Regions from separate parts of the Homo sapiens genome. Here region 2 is linked to region 1. A link is a contact called in ENCODE Hi-C or POLR2A ChIA-PET data. All regions are on one chromosome and are shown on one strand. Each heading gives the region's core, a stretch centred on a gene start or an enhancer-like site at or near the end of the contact. The rest is flanking DNA. Distances are from core to core; before and after follow the strand shown.

Region 1 (5,408 bases), core at 2,027-4,526:
TTTGATAGAGAGGGTGTATGCACAAGTCATCCTTTCTCAGGACATGAGGCTTAAGTTGGGTATGGAAAAAGAAAGAATACTAATAAAATGGGTTACAGTGACTTTTGGTTGAGCCTTATTTATTTTCTTAGATCTGTTTGAACAGACAGTTGTCATGTGGTTCACTCTGCTTTATGACGGAGGAAGAAGCAGCCATCTTCTTTCAAAGGTGCTGCTATGTTTCAGAGTGGTTTGACTCACACCTATAGCTCAGAAAAGAAGGAAATGATTGTAGTGAGAGGGATTGGAAATGGATGCTAACAAGCAAAGGACTAAAGTCAGGGTCAAAGTCACTTCTTGCTATAAAATTATCTCAGTGTTATTCTCTTTAACAAATGGTTTTATTTTCACTCCCCTCAAACAGCTATGATCATTATTCTGGCAACACTCGGTTCCATTTCAACATTAGTGGACATACCAGGTTGTGGCCATCTTTGGAATAACCCTGCACGCATGAACTCCTCTTTTGTTATTCCTTGTCTTTGTGACTATGCTAGCCATTCACCTACTCCTCACAACAGAAAATATGGGAGTCAACCTTGCTTCGTTTTATTTCAACACACACACACATACACACACACACACACACACGCAGTAAATCACCTAAGTTCATCATCCCACAGTCTCCCCATGCCTACTGCCAGTCTCCAACTCTAGGCCACTCTCATCTCTGTCCTTGATAACTCTTCTTCCTCCCAGGCTGTCCTCACTCAAGTCCATCCTCCATAATGCAGCCAAAGTATTCTTTTGAAAATGCAACTCTGATCAAGTCATTTCCCTGTCTAAACTATGAACTGGTTTTCCGTGTCCGGCGTTGAAAAATCTCACCATACTCAAAATCTTGCTGGCTTTCCTCTCTGACTCACCCTTCACCTTCCTCCCTTACACTGGGCCCCACCCTTATTTAAGTATTTCCTGTCACTTGAAGATGTTGGCTCCCCTTCGCCTCTGGGCCTTTCCACATGCTATTACCCCTACCTGGAACACACTATTGTGACAGCTACAGATTGGCACTTGGGTCACAGACCTCAATACAGATGTGTTTTAGGTTATTTTAGCTGTAACGCCAAGAAATACCAAGAAACACACGTTTAGGCTTAACCCAAATAAATATGAATACTTTCTTTTTCTTTCTTTCTTTTTTTTTTTTTAATGAGACAGAGTCTCGCTCTGTCGCCCAGGCTGGAGTGCAGTGGTCTGATCTCAGTTCACTGCAAGCTCCGCCTCCCGGGTTGACGCCATTCTCCTGCCTCAGCCTCCTGAGTAGCTGGGACTACAGGCGCCCGCCACCACGCCCGGCTATTTTTTTGTATTTTTAGTAGAGACGGGGTTTCGCTGTGTTAGCCAGGGTGGTCTCGATCTCCTGACCTCGTGATCCGCCCACCTCGGCCTCCCAAAGTGCTGGGATTACAGGCTTGAGCCACCGAGCCAGCCAATATGCTTATTTTCTTGACAGCTTCCTCACCCCTTAAGGAGGCATTCACTGGAGTCAGAAGGCGTGGCCGAAAGAAGAAACTCTGCGCTTCCCTTCCTGCCCCCATCAGGCGTAGCTGTCATTCCTATTGGTCCCCACCAAGGTGTGCCCAGCTGGCTTACATGTCTCATTCAGCCTCATTCATTAATCATACGCATCCAAAATTCAAACCAACACTTACAGTATTACACCAAACACTTGTTTTTTTAGTTCCATAAATTTGTGCTATTGCAGCCAATCATCCCACAACCATATAAAAGGAGTCTTAGCACGTGGTTAATAAGAGTTAAGGAAGCCAGGTTCCAGAAGGAATTTCTCAGGATTCCCTCTGATTCAGCATTCTTCATTCCTCCATTCTTGACCTGGCTATGCCTTACACACCCCTGGGCTCTTAGTTTTAAAGCTCTTTTCTGCTCCCCACTGTGGTCGTGTTAGGTTCCCCTACCAAGAGTTGCAAAATCCCTTGTTTCCCAGTAATGTTCTCTGCTAATACTCTGTTTCTTGACTGTGCTCTGAGCTTCCGAAAGGCAAAGAGTGTATTTGTCAAGGTCCCCATTGTATCTACAGAGCCTGGCATGTGGTGACTGCACAATAAATATTGCTGAACAAATAAATAAAATAAATCGTGGCAAGAATAGAGATTGCATTAAAAGTTTATCTCCCCTTTTCCCCTTTATCCCCAGGAGACCCCATCCTCCAGAATTCAAAGAAGAAAGTTGAACCCTTCTCACATTAAGCCTATCTGAAAAGCTGCTTTTAGAAACTCCAGTGCACACTCACACACCATTATATGTTATTTCAGGCTGGTGTAATAATAAAACTGTCAATCCTATGAATAAGAACTGTTTCTTTACTTGGATTCTTGCTCATGTTCGTGTATATTTATGTATTACTAGAAAAGCAGCATTCTTAAGATTCTTAGATTGTTTTGATAAGATATGACTCTACTTTTCCCAGCCTTTCTTATTATAAGAATCTTTAACAAGCTCTTTAAACAGTTCACACATGCTACCTTACATTTTTATGTGATGTAACGTATAGTGAAAATTTTTTAAAAAGATTTTCTTAATATAATGTTTAAATAATAAAATTATTTCTTGTCTAATGATATTTGTGCAAGTAGACTAGTTTTTTTATGCATAGAAGACACACCATTTCTTTAGTTTCGTTGAGGAATAATTATCAATCATTATTATTTATAAGACAAGGCTGTTCTTTTTTAAAAAAAATCTTTAATTTAAAATACCTCTGTATTTAAGAGTGTTAACTACAAGAGCCTTTTCTATTGTCGTTCTTAGAAAAAAAAAGGTTCTGATGTTTGCTAGTCTAATAATTTATTTAATGCCTAAATTCATGTGACCTGAAAAAAAAAGTTTAAAACATTAAGTGAAGATGTGTGGTTCTATGGAGGGCAAAAGTCTTGTGTATAAGACCACAGGTAGCAGCCAGCTCCCTCAGTGGCCATCTCTATCAGCCTTGAGACCACCTCTCCTTACTGATCTTAGCTAGAAAACAGGCAAAAGGTAGCAGCTTCTAGTGACCATTCCAGGCTGCTTACAAACAGGGTGATTCTGGGGGAAAGCAGAACTGGGTGCTTTCCATCTCCATTGAAAAATGAAAAAAACAGAAAAAAATGGACAAAATGAAGAAAGAATATAGAGAATTTCAAACAACTGGCTTAGTCTTGGGCCTTCTTTCCCTGCCCACCCCACACCACCATCTTTTGCATGCCCTTCTCACCCTGCCCTGTTGTCAACCTTGAGCTGTCTTGGAAGCAAAGTCCAAGGGGACAATGGAGCATGCAGGCAAGTTCCATATCACCCCATTTGCCTAGAGCATTTGGTTGCCCCATGAACACAGAATTCCAGTGGACCCACAATGTGTGGGAGTTCAGTGAGGCTCATGGCGAGTACAAGGGAAATGTGTCATGTTTATGACTAAGTGGTCATGCTTCCTGTTCAAACAAGAAAGAAGGCAACAGCATTCTAAGAAACACAAACAACCAAGGGATCTTAAAGTATCCTTTCTCACTCCTGTCACTTCCTTGTAATAACCAACCAATTACATGGAAAACGATGACATTGAAGGAAAGGGAAAAATAGGGAAACCTACAGATCTTTTTTCTTTCTGTTTTTAGAAAGCACATCAACAAGCCAAATGTAGAAAGCATCGGTAAAATGTGCAAATATAAAGAAATAAAAAAGAGTTGAGTTAGTGTTGTGTGGCGTTCACACTGTTCTGGTGAGAATGAAATACATATGCGCATACAAGGTACAGAACGTGAATTTATGAATTGTGTAATTTTGGTGATTCGGCAGAAGAGTTACATGTTCTTATATTTGCCTCTAAAACTTGCACTGAACAATGGTACAATTCATGCTCATAATTAAAACTTTTAATTTTTCTTTACTTTAGAACTACATTAAATAGCAAATAAATAACAACATGGCAAGTCAAGAGAGATCATGGAAAAAAGGAAAAGGCTTCATATTTAGTATCTTTAATGGCATATTTTCTGTTTTTGTTTTTGTTTTTTCTTTTTTTGAGCAAGAGTCCTGCATTTTCATTTTGCCTTGAGTCCTGCAATCATGTAGCTGGCCCTGCTTCCAAGAAAAGAGGAAGGAAGAGCCAGTGCTTCACTATGGTAGGCCCTGAAGTGGGATCCAGCTCTCTGGCTTTGCTATGGCTTCAGCCTTCCTGATGTGACTTCCCTTTCCTGTCTCCTTCCCTTGTGACTGTGACTTCTCAGCAGCTCCTGAGCTCTCTGCCTCTTGGCTCGAAGGGACCATACTTACACTGATGCTAGAGCACACCCTTTATTCCTGGGTCCAGTTGTTGACGTAGCAACTTCAAATGGACACAGAGATCTCTGGACATTTTCTGTTTATGTATTTATTTATTCACTAAGCATATATTAAGAACTTGTAATATGCCTAGCACTGTCCTATGCCAACTGCTATGAATTGAATTATGTCCCTTCAAAACTCACATATTGAAGCCCTAACCCCAGGACAATGGTATTTGGAGATGGGGCCTTTGGTAAGTTATCAGGTTTAAGTGACATCATGAGGGCAGGGTCCTCGGTAAAATTAGTACTGTTGTAGGTACTGGGGGTAGAACACTACATTATCATTCCAAAAGAGGTCCCTACCTTCTGAAACTAGATTATCCAAATCTTGGGAACTATAATACAGATTTCCATGAAAAACAAGGATTATGTTTCCAGAGAGCTCTTGACAGCTGAGCCAAAAGGAAGAAAGCAGAGAGAACTGTGGGCAGTTCTCTTATAAGACAGGGCTGTTCTGAAATAATTTCTGATTTCATTTTTTAAAAATGCTTAAAAGTACATACTAATTTGTGTAGTGGAAGGTTTATTATTCCCATGGCAGTGAAGATCAAGAGCTACCTCTGTGTTATAATTTAAAATATATTGCTTTGGAGTGTTTTCTGTAGATGCCTGGAATATTTTTATCCCTCTTGCCAGGCTGGCAAACTCTTCCTTCTTTTAGAGTAAACTTGTGTCTCATTTATTCAATTCAGTCTTTCTCAATTCCCCTAGATAAAGCACCTTTTATTTAATCAAATTAACTACCCCTCCTTTATAGAACTTATCACATTGTATTTTGTAGAATAAAAAAAACACTTAAGACCTACATATCCTGTGCCTCATACCTAGGAGCTATTTGGTAAATTAAGAGTAGAAAAGTAAGTTTAGTGAAAGAGTTCACTCCATGTTAAGAAATGTACTGTATGGTTTCAAGTAAATTTCAAATACTTGAACATATACAATCTTGAGCTTACTGCACTTCTACTCAATGGGCACATCTAGTATTTCAGCATGAAAAAAAATCAGTGGGAACAATAGGGATCACATTGAGGTTTGAAAATATAATTT
Region 2 (5,408 bases), core at 1,504-4,003, 58 kb after region 1:
GCAGCAGTGGCATTCGTGCGTAGCTGCAGACATGTCAAGATGCTTGGAGTTACTGGGTGACACTCAAAGATGGAATACTCCAATTGTGGGGGCACGGATAACACCCACTGGAGTATTTGGTGTGTCCATCAAGAATCTCAACAAAAGGACTCTTCCAGAGACATCTCCAAGAGTTAGAGTAAGAGAAACATGGAAATGAATGTTGTGAATGTGAAAGGAAAATTTCTCATAAGATCAGAGAAATAATAATTCTATGAGAAAGAATATTAAGGTGAATATGAACCTCCAAATTTTTTACCGCAGCCTCCATGACCCTTATGACCTGACCCTATCTCTAATTAATCTTCTTTTTCACCCACATTGCCCCAGGTACTCTTGCCCTACTCTGGAGCCCTCAACTCTGCACCTCAGAGCCTTTATTTTTTTCCCATAGACCTCCTCTCCCAAATAGCTCTGGGATTGCATGTTCTCTGCTTATCACTCTGTTCCAAAGAAACTGACTTCCGAGGTGTTCCTGGTGACCCTATCTACAGTAGCCCCCACCCCTTCACCTCCCTACAACCACCATTAACTACAGCCGCCCTTTGTCTCATTGCCTTTGCATTCTCCTTGGCACACTCATCACCATTGTCTATTGGTATGTTTCCTTATTGATCATGTCCTTTCAATAAATTGTAAGTTCCAGTTATAGCAGGGACCTAGCTGTTTTGCTCCCTCATTCTGTCCCCAGTGCTTGCAACGGTGCCTGGGACAGTGTGGACCTTTCTATCTGGAATAAATAAATCAATAAACTCTATCTCATACCCAATACTACTGAAGCATGCAGTGATGCAATATTTATACCATGCATCAAAAAATAACTGTAGAAATTTCTATATTGTAATTTTCAAACAGTTCTTTATCACAGACTTTGTCACCTTCTGCCGTTAATGTGTATTTCCTAACAATTTCTTTTCTTTACCTTCTTTCTAGCTCTCTTTTTCCTTCCAACAAACATTTATTGAATGCTGGTCTCATATTAAGCCTGAAGATGCAGAGATAAACATGAAATAATTTCTACCTTTTGGTGTTAATAACTTAGTGGAAGACTGATTTTAAAATTCAATAGGTAAATTAAAAATAAATAAGTAACTACAATAGGAGCAGAGTGATAGAAAAAAATGGGGCCTAGAATTGCACATACACACACACACATACACTCACCTGTCACTTATACAGAAATTGTTTAAGTAGGCTGCAAGGGCTCTGCCTTTTACCTTGTTTTTGCCAGGTCAGCATAGAGTAACTTCAGCAGTCTGGTGGGTGGAGTTCAAGTTGTTCTCTTGGTCTTAAGTGATGCAGAGCTTTCTGTAGGTATAAAGACAACTTCAGAATCTCTAGGCAGACTGCATTTCTTGAAGGAATGTTCAGAGAGTAAATGCAAAAGTCTGCTCAGGACAGTGGGTGGCTCAAGGGTAGACGCATTCTTTAAGAAAAGTCTGTGGAAGACAGATTTTATTAATACTTTTGACTTAATTAACACGTTCTACCACTGCTTTGTCATTATGTAGAATTAAGAAATCAGCTTGGCCAGCTCTTCCCTTTTGTTAGCCTTGAATAGTTGCTCTTTATCTGAAATCCTATTTGGGAATAGCAAAAGACGAGAACAAATTGAGTCACCGTGAATTCCATATTTCTACAACAATCCCCCACTCTGTTGAATAGATGTTTCCAGAAAGCACTGAATAGAGGAAAAATGGAATATGTTACAGGAATTTCTTTCCTCCAAGATTTTCAATTATCTTCCTCAACTTTGTGGAATAAAGTGGAGTACAAAAATATAGAAGTGTATGGCAAGGAATGTCAGTAGGTCATTTTGGCAGAATATAAGTAAATATACAGGTGGTGTAACTGCAAAACCACAAGGATTTTATTAGCAATGTGATTTTGGGAAAATGCAGATGTTGTTTAATGATCAGTTTCCTCATCTGTAAAGTAAGAATAACAAATAACTGCCTCAAGGGGGTAGGCAAGAATTAAATGAGAGAATGGTTGTAAAAAGTACCATTTTCTTGTTGCTGTTGTTGTTGTTTACAGAAGATCAAATATAACTTGGAAAATGTAGTCCCAAGGGAACTTTATCTCCACCCCTCACATTTTACTTGAGTGGTTCTATCATAGGGGATGCCATTCTCTTCTCTACAAGTGGTGTTTCTAGCTTTAAAAACCAAAAATTGAATTTAGAAAAATTTCATCTGCCCATTGTTGTCTTTCATTTATATGTAACTATTGACATGCAAACTGTACTTTAAAAAATTTCAATTGACCCATGATTTTGGAGAAAATTGTTTACAGAATTTATATTGTAAATGGTTTTGAGAGTATAAAAGCCATTTGAAGACAGAGACTTTAATGATGAGGTGCCACATTTTTTCTTGAAATACCTGAAGTTGACCTCCAACCTCTCTCACTGGAGAATAGACCCAGTGGTGTTGTTCTTGGGAGATGGGTCTTATTCAGTATCAGCAAACCATTTGACATCATCTCTCGGATGCACTAATTATCATAGGATTGTGGCTCTCTTTTGTTAGCTTTGGATTTTTTATTTTACCAGAAGTGTGATAAAAATCAACTACCTTTTCTTCCTCCTAAATCAGTCACTTGATCTTTACAGGCATTAACCTGTGTTCTTCACAGAAACTGATTTGTTTTGTGTTCACTTCAGTGTCTCCCACTCAGCGGTGTTGACAAATGTGTATGTTTTGTTTTGTTTAAGGATGTGAATTACTCATTCTAGACACAGCACACTGTTTTATTGTGTGTTTTTCTAAAACATACTTTTAGACAATGAAGCCCTTGTATACGCCTCACCGCACACACACGCACATACACACAACTAGTATCTATGCATCTTTGTAACTTTATCCCTATAAATATGACTCACTGGCTTGCTGAAGCAGAGAAGATAAGTTTAAATCAGGTAAATGCTGACAATCTAAGAATGATGAAGGGAAGATAAATTAATTGTTTGCTCAAGGAACTGACTGTTAAACTTTTTGCTTTCAAATTTGCATAGAGTGGAGCCTAGAAGCTTCCTGAATGTCTTCCTGCTGCACTTTTCACCTCCATTTCTATCCCTGCTAGCAAAAGAAGAGCCTAATGGTGACATCCCATACCTAGGGGAGCTTTTGAGGTCACAGGTAATTATGGGGGGGGGGATTATTAGTGAATCTGTCTTATAGGAAATATTAAAATTAAATTTTTTAAAACCATTATATCCTAATAAAAGAAGTTGGCAACTTGCTTTCTGGAAAAGTCAGTGGCAGTGGAAAGACAATAACCATGTGAGAAAGTAAGACAGGTATCTTGGGTAGGGCATGCCCAAGGGAGTAAGGTCAATGTCACCTATTTAACTGTGGCCAGTGGACAGGTTTGTTGAAGTTGAGCCTGCTTGTGGTGTTTTCCATTACACAGCACAGAAAATGGACTTAAACCAACAATCTTGGAGCATCACAGTGGCCTGAGCACATAAACTATACTTAGTTTCTGTGCTTACAATTTGTGTTAAGAGTTTTAAATATTAAGGCACATGCCAACAGAAACATTAATTTACAATGTTTTCAACAGAGAAAAGCAGTGACAGAGAAACCTACCTATTTTCCACTATGATGATTCTTATGCAAATTAAATATTTGATTGGTACCTTTTATTATTGTCTGGGTGAGCGGCAATTATTTTGCAGAGACTGTATTTCTAGATTCTTGTGTCTTCTGAGAGTTCGTTGTGAGCAATTTTCACTGGGCAATAGGTGTGTGTGCAGAAATAGTGAGAAAAAGTATTCCCATAAAGATTAAAGATGGAGCCGGGCACGGTGGCTGATGCCTGTAATCCCAGCACTTTGGAAGGCTGAGGCGGGCGGATCTCCTGATGTCAGGAGTTCAATACCAGTCTGGCTAACATGGCAAAACCCCATCTCTACTAAAAAATACATAAATTGGCTGGGCCTGGTGACAGATGCCTGTAATCTCAGCTACTCAGGAGGCTGAGGGAGGAGAATCTCTTGAATCTGAGAGGTGGAGGTTGCAGTGAGTTGAGATCCTGCCACTGTACTCCAGCCTGAGAGACAGAGCAAGACTCCATCTCAAAAAAAAAAAAAAAGATTAAAGATGAAAAAAATTAAGATTCCTTCTGTGGTGATTGTTGACAGTAATCTATGTTATGAAATATCTTTGGGGCCATTTCCAAAAACCTATATGATGCTTTTAAAGGAGAAGATATTATTTTCTTCCCTATATAGCTTTACTTCAATTCTTGAACTCTTCTTGTCATTTATGGATGATTGGCAATGTATCTAATTCAAAGCAAGTTTGAGAAAAGGAGACAGGTATTACAATTAGTTAGTGGTGGAGATAAAGTAGAGGGGAATTAGGAAAATGAGGATCAGTTAAATTTTTTTAGTAATGTGACTGAAGAATTGTGATTTTACAGAAAATGTGTAACTATGAATTGCCATAAGATGGTCAGGGGCTAAGACAGTAAGTGTCTTATTTCAGATATTACTGCCTCATGTCTTACCCTTTCAATAAAGTGAGAATACGTAGGTTGACAATAATGTGATATCATATAATAATAATTGAAATGTATTATCTTACCCGAATTGTTATTTTTATTTTTTATTTTATTTATTTATTTATTTATTTTTTGAGACAGAGTCTCGCCCTATCACCCAGGCTGGAGTGCAGTGGCAAAATCTCAGCTCACTGCAACCTCTTCCCTTGGATTCAAGCAATTCTCCTGCCTCAGCCTGCCGAGTAGCTGGGATTACAGGCGCCTGCCACCACACCCAGCTAATTTTTGTATTTTTAGTAGAGATGGGGTTTCACCATGTTGGCCAGGCTGGTCTCAAACTCCTGACCTCAGGTGATCTGCCCGCCTCGGCCTCCCAAAGTGCTGGGATTACAGGCGTGAGCCACCATGCCCAGCCCTGAATTGTTATTTTAAGTAATGTTTTGGATTCTTTATATTTTTTTCCACTTTATATTTTACCAAGTATTTTTGTCAAAGCCTATATTTCCTTACCTCTAAAATGTTTTTTCTTCACATTTTTACTTTTCTAAACTTAGAGTGCCCCATACAAAGACTGTAAAATGAAGCTTCCTACCCTCCAGAGGAAGGAGAGGGTAGGAACACAGTAGCACTGTGAGGTCATGTTCAAAACTGTCCGGAGAGACGCACGGTCTCATCAACTGATTGTAATCTTGGTTGGGTTAGTTGTGCTAGTAGAACATGTTAACTTCTAATACATACTTTTATTACTCATCATCATTTGAAATATTGTCCAAGACACTGTATTGTGATGAAAAGCAAGGTGATGTACCTTCAGGTCATACATTGACTCTGCGACTAGACTGCTTGGGTTCACCCCTCAC

The links. Hi-C counts contacts between places; a loop is a spot of excess contacts on that map. ChIA-PET counts read pairs that join two places held with the same protein, here RNA polymerase II (POLR2A). Pooled maps may share reads with other maps.
Region 2: a map of PC-9 shows a loop between it and region 1 (7-fold over the local background). The contact joins two enhancer-like sites. A Hi-C loop is called at or near these places in 5 of 168 maps with a recorded cell type or tissue (Caco-2, Calu3, PC-3 and 2 more) and 2 of 50 pooled maps. POLR2A ChIA-PET finds 5 or more read pairs at or near these places in 2 of 52 experiments (HEK293T and activated CD4-positive, alpha-beta T cell).

Annotation. Positions count from the first base shown.
Region 1 is chr7:41,186,620-41,192,027 of GRCh38, forward strand. No RefSeq gene overlaps it. Among named protein-coding and RNA genes, the nearest start is that of LINC01449, 88 kb to the left of the region's middle. Within about 2 kb of position 3,277, at least 6 of the 41 ENCODE cell types and tissues checked have a DNase peak (open chromatin) inside an H3K27ac peak, as active enhancers do; they include PC-3, PC-9 and mammary epithelial cell, where a contact is called at or near this core.
Region 2 is chr7:41,244,843-41,250,250 of GRCh38, forward strand. No RefSeq gene overlaps it. Among named protein-coding and RNA genes, the nearest start is that of LINC01449, 150 kb to the left of the region's middle. Within about 2 kb of position 2,754, at least 3 of the 41 ENCODE cell types and tissues checked have a DNase peak (open chromatin) inside an H3K27ac peak, as active enhancers do; they include PC-3, PC-9 and mammary epithelial cell, where a contact is called at or near this core.